Linked DNA regions of Homo sapiens: region 1 is linked to region 2. A link is an interaction called in ENCODE POLR2A ChIA-PET data of the cell type or tissue named here. Cell type or tissue: Panc1. All regions are shown on one strand. Each heading gives the region's core, and the rest is flanking DNA. Links, peaks and the distances in the headings are about the cores only.

The links. Peaks named below come from ENCODE experiments on the same cell type or tissue, not always from the same donor. Only the 100,000 strongest peaks of a DNase experiment are listed, where the experiment ranks them.
Region 1: POLR2A ChIA-PET joins it to region 2 with 8 read pairs; 5 of 35 experiments call an interaction of 5 or more read pairs at or near these places.

Annotation. Positions count from the first base shown.
Region 1 is chr6:10,729,549-10,741,959 of GRCh38, forward strand. TMEM14C (transmembrane protein 14C) reads left to right here. Exons shown (of 6, transcript NM_016462.4): 6 at 1,067-1,579. The coding sequence ends at 1,118. Among named protein-coding and RNA genes, the nearest start is that of TMEM14B-DT, 12 kb to the right of the region's middle. In Panc1, for the core only: no CTCF peak of the experiment used is centred there; a DNase peak (open chromatin) is centred at 5,483; H3K4me3 peaks cover 730 bases; H3K27ac peaks cover 2,500 bases.
Region 2 is chr6:10,567,976-10,570,475 of GRCh38, forward strand. All of the region lies in intron 3 of GCNT2 (glucosaminyl (N-acetyl) transferase 2 (I blood group)), which reads left to right. Among named protein-coding and RNA genes, the nearest start is that of GCNT2, 48 kb to the left of the region's middle. In Panc1, for the core only: no CTCF peak of the experiment used is centred there; no DNase peak of the experiment used is centred there.

The sequences.
Region 1 (12,411 bases), core at 4,261-6,760, 170 kb after region 2:
GGCGGATCACCTGATGTCAGGGGTTCAAGACCATCCTGGCCAACATTGCGAAACCCCGTCTCTATGAAAAATACAAAAATTAGCTGGTTATGGTAGTGGGCACTTGTAATCCCAGCTACTCGGAAGGCTGGGGCAGGGAGAATTGCTTCAACCTGGGAAGCGGAGATTACAGTGAGCTGAGATCATGCCACTGCACTCCAGCCTGGGGGACAGAGCAAGACTCCATCTCAAAAAACAAACAAACAAACAAACAAAACTTTAGTTGTAGGCCAGGTGTGGTGGCTCATGCCTACAATCCCAGCACTTTGGGAGGCCAGAGCGGGCGGATCACTTGAGGTCAGGAGTTCAAGACCAGTCTGCCCAACATGGTGAAACCCCATCTCTATGAAAAATACAAAAATTAGCCGGGCATGGTGGTGCACACCTGTAATCACAGCTACTTGGGACACTGAGTCAGGAAAATCTCTTGAACCTGGGAGACGGAGGTTGCAGTGAGCCGAAATTGTGCTGCTGAACTCCAGCCTGGGCAACAGAGGTGAGTGAGACTCCATCTGAAAAAATAAAAATAAAAAACCTTCTCAAAAACAAAAAATTTAGTTAAGTATCATAAAGACATCCTGAAGGTAGGGGAATTTTTAAAAATCTGTTTTGGAGAAAGATTACATACTCTGATCATAGTTGTGATGCTACCAGTATAATGTTTTATACCTGAAGCAAGGAAGTCAGTGTGGAGCAAGGTCTAGAGCAGTAAACTGAGACGCTGGAGAGTCTACCATTAATCAGATCTGTGATGGTGGGGAGGCCTTGCTCTCTCTTGCCTCCATTTCTTCATCTCTTCAAATTATTGGCAGTTGGGTTAGGATCCAGCTCATGTGTGCTATTTTAAGACTCCCTTGGCTTGCTTTTTCTCTGGTTCCTCCAGGGATGGAAATTTACCCCTGACCACTCTTGCCTTAGTACCTCCTCCCCCACGCAGTTGTGAGGAACCAGCAGTTTAGTTCCTTAAAAACATAGTTGCCTGTTCTGTCCTTTACCTGACATTTTCTATCTTGTTTCTTTTAAACAGTTTGCTGATGGTCGCCAAAGTTGGAGTTAGTATGTTCAACAGACCCCATTAGCAGAAGTCATGTTCCAGCTTAGACTGATGAAGAATTAAAAATCTGCATCTTCCACTATTTTCAATATATTAAGAGAAATAAGTGCAGCATTTTTGCATCTGACATTTTACCTAAAAAAAAAGACACCAAACTTGGCAGAGAGGTGGAAAATCAGTCATGATTACAAACCTACAGAGGTGGCGAGTATGTAACACAAGAGCTTAATAAGACCCTCATAGAGCTTGATTCTTGTATATTGATGTTGTCTTTTCTTTCTGTATCTGTAGGTAAATCTCAAGGGTAAAATGTTAGGTGTCAGCTTTCAGGGCTCTGAAACCCCATTCCCTGCTCTGAGGAACAGTGTGAAAAAAAGTCTTTTAGGAGATTTACAATATCTGTTCTTTTGCTCATCTTAGACCACAGACTGACTTTGAAATTATGTTAAGTGAAATATCAATGAAAATAAAGTTTACTATAAATAATATTTCCTATGGGGTCTTCATTGCCAGAGCTGTCTAGTTCATAGAATGAGATATTGCTAGCAGCAAGATATAGAAACATGAAAGTATTTTGTTAATATTTAGAAATTACCTATTTTGAATAACTTAAGGACCAAGGAAACTTATTTGATTGTACATTGCATTGAAGCTTGTTTCAAAAATGACCTCTGAGGATTTTTTTTGTTTTTCAAGAGACAAGGTCTTTCTCTGTTGCCTAGGCTGGAGGGCAGTGGTGCAATCATATGTCACTGTAGCCTCAAACTCTTGGGTTCAGTCATCCCACCTCAGCCTCCTGAATAGCTGGTACTACTGGTGCATACCACCACACCCAGCTAATGTACTTTTTTTTTTTTTGGAGATGCAGTCTTGCTCTGTTGCCCAGGCTGGTCTCAAACTCCTGGTCTCAAGTGATCCTCTCGCTTTGGCCTCCCAAAATGTACTGGAGTAATAAGCATGACCTACTGTACCTGGCCACTGAGGTTTTCTTCTTTTTTTTTTTTTTTTGAAACGGAGTTTCGCTCTTGTTGCCCAGGCAACCTCTGCCTCCCGGGTTCAAGCCATTCTCCTGCCTCAGCCTCCCAAGTACCTGGAATTACAGGCATGCGCCACCATGCCCGGCTAATTTTGTATTTTTAGTAGAGACGAGGTTTTCCATGTTGGTCAACCTGATCTCAAACTCCCGACCTCAGGTGATCCGACTGCCTCAGCCTCCCAAAGTGCTGGGATTACAGGTGTGAGCCACCATGCCCGGCAGCCACTGAGGATTTCTAAAGTTAGGACTGTGGGCTGGGCACGGTGGCTCACGCCTGTAATCCCCACACTTTGGGAAGCCGAGGCAGGCGGGTCACAAGGTCAGGAGTTCGACACCAGCATGGCCAATGTGCTAAAACCCCATCTCTACTAAAAATACAAAAATTAGCCAGGTGTGGTGGCGGGCGCCTGTAGTCCCAGCTACCAGAGAGGCTGAGGCAGGAGAATCACTTCAACCCGGGAGGCAGAGGTTGCAGTGAGCCAAGACCGCGCCACTGCACTCCAGCCTGGGCGATGAGACTCTATCTCAAAAAAAAAAAAAAAAAAAAAATTAGGATTGTGTAGCAAAATTAAAAGGTGATTTTTTTGTTGTAATTAGTTCATACATAAATGTGAAACTAGAAAACCCATCTAGAGCTTGAATCACCTAGTTTGGTGTCTTTGTTGGACACATTAACTGGATACTGGTACCGTTTCAACACGAAGAATTAACTCAATCTGGTAGCCCTTGCTTTAGTTTTCATTCCGTCTTTAAAAAGGAAAACATACCATGTTCTCTACCCTGTTACTGCTTCAGAGTTTAATTCAGGCACTTTATGTATTTGCATAAGCCCCTTGAAAGTGGTCCTAGTTTTCCATCCTTTTTTATAGGACACTGAACAACTAAGGGCACTTGTGTTGGAGTGATAGAGGCATCAGAAGGCCATAGACCATCCAAACCTACCATCCTCCCAGGCTTCCATAGCTAAGAGTTTGAATCATGTTGGCCCTTTCATGTGTCATGCAGTGTTGCCAAAGGGCACACATTTTTGCCACCTTCAGTCCTAGAGGAGGACCTGGCTCCTGAATGACAAGGTTCCCTGAAGGTGGGATTAGTTTAGGTGCCAAGTAGACTGTAACTATTTGGTCCCCAGCAATCAACCTGGAAAATTCTAAGGCTGCCCACAGATGAGAGGCAAGAGGTCTTCATAGCTCTTGCCAAGTCCCCTTGTCCCTGCTTCTCTGCAAAAATCCCTGAATATTTACTATCGTTAAGGGTTGTACTGGGTCCTGGTGGGTCCGGAATTGGTTCCTTCCAGTACACTCTTGGTGTTGCCAACTTCAAGAATGAAGCCTTAGACCCTCGAAGTAAGTGTTACAGTTCCTAAAAGATTGTGAGTCCGGAGTGTCTTTCTTCTGGTGGGTTCGTGGTCTCGCTGATTTCAGGAGTGAAGCTGCAGACCTTCGCTGTGAGTGTTAACAGCTTTTAAATGTGGCGCGACCAGAGTTCATTACTCCCTTGCGGTTTTGTAGTCTCCCTGACTTAAGGCGTGAAGCCGCAAACCTTCAGTGTTACAGCTCTTAAAGGTGGCGTGCCCAGAGTTGTTCTTTCCTCCCAGTGGGTTCGCTGACTTCAGGAGTGAAGCCAGACCTTCGCACGGAGTGTTACAACTCTTAAAAGCGGCACGTCTGGAATTGTTTGTTCCTCCCCATGGGTGCGTGGTCTTGCTGATTTCAGGAGTAAAACCACAGACTTCTACGGTGAGTGTTACAGCTCATAAACATAGAGCAGACACAAAAACTGAGCATCAGCAAGATTATAAAGATCAAACTACCCACAGGAGGGAAGAGTACCCAAGCTGCTGTTGGCTCCGGTTGCCAGGTTTTATTCCCTAATTTGGCCCTGCCCACATGCTGCTGATTGGTCCATTTTTACAGAGTGCTGATCCGGCGTTTACAAACCTTTAGCTAGACACAGAGTGCTGATTGGTGCGTTTTTACAGAGTGCTGATTGGTGTGTTTACAAACCTTTAGGCACAGAGCACTGATTGGGTGTTTACAATGCTTTAGCTAGACAAAAAAGTTCTCCAAGTCCCCACCAGACCTGGAGAGCAGCCGGCTTCACCTCTCACTAGCAGTGCAAAGAACAAGCCATGGTGCTTGCCCTTCTGGAGTCTAGTGGAGGAGATGGACATCTAAACAAAGGCAGTATAGAAATAAGTGTATAATGGAGGTAGATCCATATTACTGTGGGGGCACAAGGAGGGGAGTGGGCATTTCTGTTAGGGAGTCAAGGTAGGCTTCACAAAGGAACCAATAGTTAAACTGAGTCTTGTCAGTTGATTCACGAGTCAGTTGACGTGCACTCCTTTTGTGAGTTGTCTATGAGGAATTCACAGACAAGGACAGGGCAAATGTCTCAGGTAGAGGGAGCAATATATACTGTGCCTCAAAGGCATGAAACTAGGTATTACAACTGGGTTCAACCCTTTCCTTAGAGATCTAATTCTTTTTAATGGCTTTTAAGTTGTATAGATGTTTACTACTTAGTTTACCATTCTCCTACTCATAGAAATATGTCTTATTTAATACCTCTGATAGCCGGGCGCGGTGGCTCATGCCTGTAATCCCAGCACTTTGGGAGGCCGAGGTGGGTGGATCACGAGGTCAAGAGATCGAGACCGTCCTGGCCAATATGGTGAAACCCCATCTCTACTAAAAATACAAAAATCAGCTGGGTGTGGTGGCGTGCACCTGTAGTCCCAGCTACTCAGGAGGCTGAGGCAGGAGAATCACTTGAACCCAGGAGGCGGAGGTTGCAGTGAGAGGAGATTGCGCCACTGCACTCCAGCCTGCTGACAGAGCAAGACTCCATCTCAAAACAAACAAACAAACAAAAAGAAAACCGGCCGGGCACAGTGTCTCATGCCTGTAATCCCAGCACTTTGGGAGGCCGAGGAGGGCAGATCACAAGGTTAAGAGATCAAGATCATCCTGGCTAATATGGTGAAATCCCATCTCTACTAAAAATACAAAGAATTAGCCGGGTGTGGTTGCACGCCCCTGTAGTCCCAGCTACTTGGGAGGCTGAGGCAGGAGAATCGTTTGAACCCTGGAGGCGGAGATTGCAGTGAGCCGAGATCGCACTGCACTCCAGCCTGGGAGACAGAGTGAGACTCCGTGTCAAAAAAAAAAAAAAAAAACAGATGGTTTACCAAGGAATATCTTTGGAAATCCCCGTGAACATGTGCAAAGGAATCTGTAGGTTACATTCCTAAACGCTGTGTCAGAGCATCTCAGCAGTTCAAGTTGTGATTGCCCTCAGAAGAAAATGCACCAATTTACCCTACTTCCAGTGGTGGCTAACTTTGTGGAATTGGACTTTTTAAAAATCTTTGACACATGAAGCTAGGAGTCTGCAAACTTTTTCTGTAAAGGGCCAGATATGAATATTTTAGGCTTCGCAGGCCATCTTTGTCCCAGCTGCTCATCTCTGCCTTTGTAGGATGAAAGCAGCCATAGCCAATAAGTAAATAAGCAAGGGTGACTGTTCCAATAAAACTGTACTTATGGGCCTTGAAATCTGGATTTCATATGATTTCTACATATTACAAAATAGTAATCTTATTTTTATTTTCTTCAACCATTTAAAAATGCAAAACCGTTCTTAGCTTGCTGTCTGCACAAAAACAGGCAATGGACTAGAATTAGCTCACTGACCATAGTCATGCCACCCCCGATCTACCCAAAAAATGTTATCTAATGGTTTCAGTGATTTAGTTATGAATTATTACATCTTTCATACATTTATTGACCAGTTATATTTTTTCTGTGAGCAGTCTTTCATCCCTTTTGTCCATGTTTTTGGTTTTTTTGTTTTTTAATTGAAAACATTGGATAGTCTGAGACTTTCTATGTAGTATAAAAATGTGTTCCCTATCATATGTATTGAAAATATTTTCCTCTCACTTGTTATTTGTGTCTCGATTTTGTTTATGTGTTTTTTTTGCCGTTGTACAGAAAGTAAACATTTATGAAATCAAATTTATTATATTTTCTTTATGGCTTTCAGATTGAAACCACTATTGCAATTTTTTTTTTTTTTTGAGACGGAGTCTTGCTCTGATGCCCAGGCAGGAGTGCAGTGGTGCCATCTCGGCTCACTGCAACCTCCGCCTCCCAGGTTCAAGCAATTCTTCTGCCTCAGCCTCCTGTGTAGCTGGGACTACAGGCACGTGTCACCACGCCTGGCTAATTTTTTGTATTTTTAGTAGAGATGGGGTTTCACCGTGTTAGCCAGGATGGTCTCGATCTCCTGACCTTGTGATCCGCCCCCCTCGGCCTCCCAAAGTGCTGAGATTACAGGTGCGAGCCACCCCGCCTGGCCAGCATTGCAAAATTATAACTGAGACAGTGAAAGAGATCTGACCTAACCAACGCCATCTTGCTTCTACCGTCCAAGCTGTCCTTGTTCATTCTGGTGTGGGCTGAACTAACTGTGGGAAGAACTTAGTTTATAGTTTATTTATTCAATTTTTTCTGAGTTGGAGTCTTGCTCCATTGCCCAGGCTGGAGTGCAGTGGCACGATCTCAGCTCACTGCAACCTCTGTGTCCTGGGTTCAAGGGATTCGCCTGCTTCAGCCTCCCAAGTAGCTGGGATTACAGGCGCATGCCACCATGCCTGGTTAATTTTGTATTTTTAATAAAGACGGGGGTTTCACCATGTTGGCCAGGCTTGTCTTGAACTCTTGACTTCAAGTGGTCCACTCGCCTCGGCCTCCCAAAGCGATGGGATTACAGGCGTGAGCCACCATACCTGGCCTGAAATTATCTTATTTTCTTCCAATGCTTTTATAGTTTTATCTTTTAGGTTTCTATTTTTAAAATTTATTAATTAACAAATAATTGTCCATATTATGGGGTACAATGTGATGTGATGTTTTAATCTCTGTATGTATTATAGAAAGATTCAATCAAGCTAAGCTGTCATATTACCAAATTACCATTTCTTGTGTGGTGAGAGCACTTCTATTTTTAATGCTACTTTAGAATTTATTTTTGTGTGTGATGGTGCAAATTAGGGATCTGATTATTTTCTCCAAAATATAGCCATTACCTTAATATTATTTATTGAAAAATGTTAATTCCTCATTGCTTTGGAATGCCACTTTTACCATGTGCTGAATTTCTGTATTTGGAATTGATTCTGGGTTTTCTAGCCTCTTCCAGGGATTTCTTTATTTTCTGTCCCAGTGCCAAATTGTATTAATTACTGTAGCTTTGTACCATATGCTGATATTTAGTCGGACAAGTCTGTCGTTGCTTTTCAGATTTTTCCTGACACAGTAACTTTACAAGCTAAATCTGGAATTAGCCTTTCTGCTTGTTTGTTTTTTTATTTTTTTTCCTTTTTTGTTAGAATTAGCCTTTTAATTTTTAAATTTTACTTGGGATTTTATTATGACACATTGATAGATAATGAAGGAGATTGAAAGCTTTAAAATATTTCCTCTTATCCAGGAACATTGTATGTTCCTTCATTTAATTCAGGTGTTTTGTTTGTTTGTTTGTTTGTTTTGAGACAGAGTCTTTGTCTGTTGCCCAGGCTGGAGTGCAGTGGCGTGATCTTGGCTCACTGCAACCTCCGCCTCCTGGGTTCAAGTGATTCTCCTCCCTCAGCCTCCCAAGTAGCTGGGATTACAGGCGTGCACCACCACAGCTAGCTAACTTTTGTATTTTTAGTAGAGACGGGGTTTCACCATGTTGGCCAGGCTGGTCTTAAACTCCCAACCTCAGGTGATCCACCTGCCTCAGCCTCCCAAAGTGCTGCGATTACAGGTGTGAGCCACTGCACCCAGACTTTTTTTTTTTTTTTTGAGACAGTGTCTCGCTCTGTCGCCCAGGCTAGAGTGCAGTGGCATGATCTCAGCTCACTGCAACTTCTGCCTCCCAGGTTCAAGCAATTGTCCTGCCTCAGCCTCCCAAATAGCTGGGATTACAGGAGCCTGCCACCACACCTGACTAATTTTTGTGTTTTTAGTAGAGGCAGCATTTCGCCATGTTGGCCAGGCTGGTCTTGAACTCCTGACCTCAGGTGATCTACCCACCTCAGCTGGCAAATGGATTACAGGCATGAGCCACCACACCCGGCAAGTTCAGGTTTTTTAAAAAATGTCCTAAAACAATATTTTAGAGCTTTATTCACATAGTACTTTACACTTTTAGTAAGATCGTGGATTATTTTATAGTTTTGTGGTATTTTGAATTTTTTGTATTTTATAGTATTTTATAGTTTTGTTATTATGAATGGGTACTTTTTCATGTATTTTCTAACTAGATATCAGTCTGAACAAAATGAATTCCTGACGTTAATATTGCTGCTTCTGTCACCTCACTCAAGCATATTACTTGCTTTCGGTTTTTATGAGCTACTTTTTATCTGATTCTATGGCTTTATGTTAAAGTTAGAAATAATAGGATGTTTACTATCACTGGCAACATTCAACATAGTTCTAGAGAAATTAGACAAAGCAATAAAAAAGATAATTTGAGAGGTATAAATTAATAGTAGAAAATAACTTAAACATTTTTAACAGCTGATAATTATCTATCTGGAAAATCCACGAGAAGCAACTAAAAACCGATTGGAACTAACAGAGATCTTTAAAGCAGCAAGAAACAAGATCAACACTGAAAACGAATAGCTTTCTATCAATAGCCATAATCCATTCTCTCCCATAATATTGCTAATGTCCAAGTCCAACCCTTTCTATCTTTTACCTGGTTATTTAAATAATCTTCTGCAAGGAATACTTCTTTTCATGCTATGGCCCTATAAGTCATTCTTTACCCAGCAGGCAGAGGCATAGCTCAAGTATAGACTTCTAGACTTAAAACTACTCAATGGTCCCTGACTACACTTACATTTCTCTTTTAGCTCTTATAACATCCTGTTCTTTTTCTTAATAGCACTCGTCACAATTTGCAAACATACATGTTTTTGTGTGTTTATTGAATATCTGCCTCTAGAATAAATGTTGTATAAAGGCAGGAAAAACAACACTTTTGTTACTACCATATATACTTAGAACACAGTAGGGAATTTAGTAAGTCTTTGCTGAATACATTGATCAAATCTACTGGGTGTTTTTTTTGTTTGTTTGTTTGTTTGTTTTGAGTCAGAGTCTTGCTCTGTTGCCCAGACTGGGGTGCAATGGCATGATCTCGGCTCACTGCAACCTCCATCTCTCAGGTTCAAGTGATTCTCGTGCCTCAGCCTCCCAAGTAGCTGAGATTACAGGCACCTGCCACCATGCCTGGCTAATTTTTGTATATTTAGTAGAGACGGGGTTTCACCATGTTGGCCAGGCTGGTCTTGAGCTCCTGACCTCAGGTAATCTGCCCACCTCAGCCTCCCAAAGTGCTGGGATTACAGGCATGAGCCACCGCGCCCGGCCAATGGTAAGTATTTGAATATCTAAACATAATTAAGCACAGAAAATGGATAGTAAAAATATGGTTTTATAATCTTACAGTATTCGCATCATAAACGTGGTCTCTCATTGACCAAAAACATAGTTAATGTGGCACATGACTATATATTGAGTGATTTCTATTGAATTCTGGACACATTTGTGTTATGTTATGAGACACTGGCTCTTATTTATTTTTTAAGACAGAGTCTCGGCCGGGCGCGGTGGCTCACGCCTGTAATCCCAGCACTTTGTGAGGCTGAGGCAAGCAGATCACGAGATCAGGAGATCAAGACCATCCTGGCTAACACAGTGAAACCCCGTCTCTACTAAAAATACAAAAAATTAGCCAGGCGTGGTGGCGGGCGCCTGTAGTCCCAGCTACTCCAGAGGCTGAGGCGAGAGAATGGCGTGAACCTGGGAGGCGGAGCTTGCAGTGAGCCAAGATCGTGCCACTGCACTCCAGCCTGGGCGACAGAGCGAGACTCCGTCTCAAAAATAAAAAATAAAAATAAAAATAAAAAGAGTCTCTATTTGTCTCCCAGTTTGGAGTGCAGCGGTGTGATCTCGGCACACTGCAACCTCCGCCTCCTGGGTTCAAGCGATTTTCGTGCCTCAGCCTCCCGAGTAACCGGAATTACAGGCGCACACCACCACGCCTAATTTTTGTATTTTTAGTAAAGACGAGGTTTCACCATGTTTACCAGGCTCGTTTCGAACCGACCTCAAGTGATCCGCCTGCCTCGCCGTCCCAAAGTGCTGGGATTACAGGCGTGAGCTCCGGCCTCTGGCTCTTATTTAAACCTTTTGTTTTAACTGATTTTCTCTGACACTGCTATGGGAAGGGAAGAAGGATGCTACTGCCAGATGGAAGTAGGTGACTTTTGGTGACACATGAGGTTCTCTGCTTGACCTCCAGTGACACCCAAAGAGTGGGGGCTTATTAGTGACAGGTGGTCTGGGAGCTGTGGCTTTCCTTGTGGTCTCTATTGGCTCCACATTGGGGAGGGGACTTGATACCAGCCACTGGGAATGAAACAACCAGCTCCCTACTTACTGTCCTGTGAGCATGGGTCAGAGTGGGGCTTCAGTTTGATGTGTGGTTTGGCTGCAGCAGAGTGGTCACTGCCTGAAAGTTTTGCTAGGCTGCTCCTTGTGTGGTCCTTTGGCTAGAAAGAGCAGGATTTTTGTTCATGCACTTTTTTATTATTATTATTTGGTCCATGCCTGTCCATTCTGCTAGGTTTTCTTTTTTTCTTTTTTTTTTTCCTTTGAGACTGAGTTTAGCTTTTGTTGTGCAGTGGTGTGATCTCAGCTTACTGCAACCTCTGCCTCCCGGGTTCAAGTGATTCTCTTGCCTCAGCCTCCTGAATAGCTGGGATTACAGGCTCCCACCACCACGCCCAGCTATTTTTTGTATTTTTAGTAGAGACGGGGTTTCACCATGTTGGCCAGGGTGGTCTTGAACTCCTGACCTCAGGTGATCCACCCGCCTCAGCCTCCCAAAGTGCTGGGATTACAGGCAGGAGCCACCACGCCTGGCTGGCCATTCTGCTAGGTTTTCACCTTTTTTTTTTTTTTTTTTTAGGCTTTGTCTCGCTGTGTCGCCCAGGCTGGAGTGCAGTGGCATGATATCGGCTCACTGCAACCTCTGCCTCCCGAGTTCAAGCCATTCTCCTGCCTCAGCCTCCCAAGTAGCTGGGATTACAGGCATGAGCCACCATGCCCGGTTGGTTTTCACATTTAAGTCTGGGATATATAAGGGAAACAATTTTAGGGAACTTACCATGGCATTCCTGAGTCCCAAGATCCCTGACTGGTCAGACTTTTCTCCACCTTTCAGAGCCTTCTTATGTGTCATCTATATATGATGTCCAGGGTTTTTAGTTGCACTTAGTGAGAGAGGAAAGTACGTCTACTCTATCATCCCAGAAAAGCAAGTTTCTGAATATGATTTTTAGATGGAATAAAAATGGATACAAATGTAATTCCTCTTATGCCATTCTCCCTAGAATCAATGTAGGATCACCTTATGATAATGAAGTTACTTGAGGCTGGGTGCGGTGGCTCACACCTATAATCCCAGCACTTTGGGGGGCAGAGGGAGGTGGATCACCTGAGGTCAGGAATTCAAGACCAGCCTGGTCAACACGGTGAAACCCGGTGTCTACTAAAGATAAAAAAATGAGCCGGGTGTGGTTGCTGGCGCCTGTAATCCCAGCTGCTTGGGAGGCTGAGGCAGGAGAATTACTTGAACCCGGGAGGCAGAGGTTGCAGTGGGCCGAGATGATGCCACTGCACTCCAGCCTGGGCAAGAGTGAGACTCTGTCTCAAAAAAAAAAAAAAAAAAAGCGACTTGATGAAGCTTCCATGTTATTTAATTCTACTCAGTTCCTAGGGAATGCATATTACAGCAAAGTTGAGTATAATGCAGATATTCCTGAGAGGTGAAGCCGACTGGGCTTCTGGGTCGGGTGGGGACTTGGAGAACTTTTCTGTCTAGCTAAAGGATTATAAACACACTAATCAGCACTCTGTGTTTAGCTAAAGGTTTGCAAACGCACCAGTCAGCACTCTGTGTCTAGCTAATCAGGTGGGGACTTGGAGAACTTTTGTGTCTACCTAAAGGATTGTAAACGCACCAATCAGCACTCTGTAAAACGGACCAATCAGCACTCTGTAAAATGGACCAATCAGCAGGATGTGGGTGGGGCCAAATAAGGGGCCAAAAGCAGGCCACCCGAGCCAGCAGTGGCAACTCTCCTATCAGTCCTGTTCCATGCTGTTGCAGTTTTCTTCCTTTGCACTTTGCAATAAATCTTACTGCTGTT
Region 2 (2,500 bases), core at 1-2,500:
CTATTGAAATGAGACTTAGCTATCGGTGGAATTTTGGAGCTACTATTCTCAGTGAAATTCAGAATTCGAGAAATGTTTTCAGGAAACATCCTCCTCAGTTCTTGCCTCAGTTTACTTCGTGGCTCTTGCAGTTCTTTCCCCCTTTGTGATCTCATTTACATCTGCAGTTTCTCACCACCACCTCAGTACTGACCATTCACTTCCCTGTAGTGAGCTCCCAGGCCTTCTGCCACATCTCCTTGTTTTTTGGATATCTCTTCTCGAAGCTTCCACGAGTGCCTGCTGACATCTCCCTACTCCCCACACACCCAGCTTTCCACTCACAGTCTCTGTGGTATGGCCATCCTTCAAGTCAGCCAACTTCCCCACTTCTGGTACCCCAGGATCCAGCCAGCACATTCCATACGTTTTGTCTGTGAGAGTTTTCTAGCAAGTTCTACCCTTCCTGTTTTCATCATTACTGTTCTTAACTCTGGCCCATCACACCTGTCAAGCAGACTATTGTCGGACCCACTCCAAGTGGTCTCTCTGGCCCGAGTCTCCCTCTTCAAACCATTCTAACACTCTTAACATATTTTGCTTCTTAAGACATAGCTCTAAGAAAAACGTTTTCTCAATTCCAAAAGCTTCAGTGAGTGTCAACAACTTATTGAATTATTCAGTATAGACATCTCAACATGGCAGGTTGGATGTCAAAATCTCCCTGTTGGAGATCCCCTCAGTATTACCTGTGTTACCCCACCGTCAACTCCCATTGCTGCCTTCCCTGAAAGGAACCCTTCAGAAAAATTACCATGCCTGTAATCCTGCCATAGGTCCTTTTCTTCATGTCACCCTCTCTGTTTGTGCCATTGCCTTCCATCTCTCCATTTAAATAATGGCCTTGTTTAATGGTATGTCATTCAATGGTAACACATCATGTCATTGGTGTGTCATTTAGGAAGCTTTTTCTGGTCTTATTTTTTCCCAATTTTATACCTTTATAAACCTCTGTTGTAATGCTTTTATGTCATTCTAGAATCTCTGCATTATCATTATTAATGTGAATATCGTATTACCGCGACTAGACTATAATGTCTTTGAGGTCTTTTGTATTTTTGGCAGTCCAGCATAGTGAGCATTCAGTGGGCTGACAGGAAATATTTATTGAATTGAGTCAAATGGAAATAATTTTAGGATGTTGGTGCCCCTCAGCACTGCTGCCTAGTCAACTTCAAATCATTACCACTTGCATCACCCCCTGCCACCCACTCCCCCCGCCACACACACACACACACACACACACACACACACACACACCCCCTAGGTAATTTTGCCAAATCCTGAAGGGTCAACTTCAAACAGTATCTTTCAGCCATGTTTTCTGAGACAGGGTCTCACTCCATCTACCAGGCTGGATTGCAGTGTGTGATCTTGGCTCACCGCAGCCTCAAACTCCTGGGCTCAAGCTGTTCTCCCACCTCAGCCTCCCAAGTAGCTGGGATTATAAGCATGAGCCACTGCACCTGGCCCATGTTCAATTTTTCTTTGACGTTTCCTAAATGCTCCTCTGTTCTTGGGCAACAGCAATGAGACAGTTCTCTTCCACTCAGTTTTTCCAAAGCATCCTGCTTATTTTGGGAATGCTTCTCATGCTGAGCCCAGCCTGGGGGCAGCATCTGCTCCAGACAGGCTGTTCTTCAACCCAAGGTCCAACCACCATCATAGTGGACCATTTGCAGTCTCAGCTATGCCCTAAGCAAAAATATGTTAACTGCTCTTCTAACTAACCATTTCTCAGTGTAGTTTTTCCATGCTAGGACTACTCATAAACCTGTCTTTCTCTTACCCTCTGAGCTCATATGGATTTCTTCCTTCCTTCCTTCCTTCCTTTCTCTTTCTTTCTCTTTCTTTCTTTCTTTCTCTTTCTTTTTCTTTCTTTCCTTCCTTCCTTTTTCCTTCCTTCCTTTCTCTCTCTCTTCCTTCCTTCCTTCTTCCTTCCTTCCTTCCTTTCTTTCTCTCTTTCTTTCTTCCTGACAGAGTTGCACTCTGTCACCCAGGCTGGAGTGCATGGCGTGATCACGGCTCACAGCAGCCTCAACCTACCAGGCTCATGCGTTCCTCCCATGCACCACCATGCCCAGCTAATTTTGTAATTTTTGTAGATATGGGGTTTTGCCATGTTACTCAGGCTGGTCTTGAACTCCTGGACTCAAGTGATTCACCTGTCTCAGCCTCCCAAAGTGTCGGGATTACAGGCATTAGCCACGGCACCCAGCATGTGGCATTCTTTCTTAAGTGCTTCTAGACAAAGCAATAAGTGGCAGAAGGCTTTCCCCAAATCCATTTACCTTGTGTCTCCTTTTGACACCACATTTCTGGAGAATGGATGGATGGGAGTTGGGCTTTCGAAACTTTGCCCTTCAGCTCTGTACTTTTGTGAAATGTATTCTCCCATAATCTTCCTCCTCAGCCAGGTTTAAAAGATCAGAACTTAACTGTGAAAATATTGGAGGATACA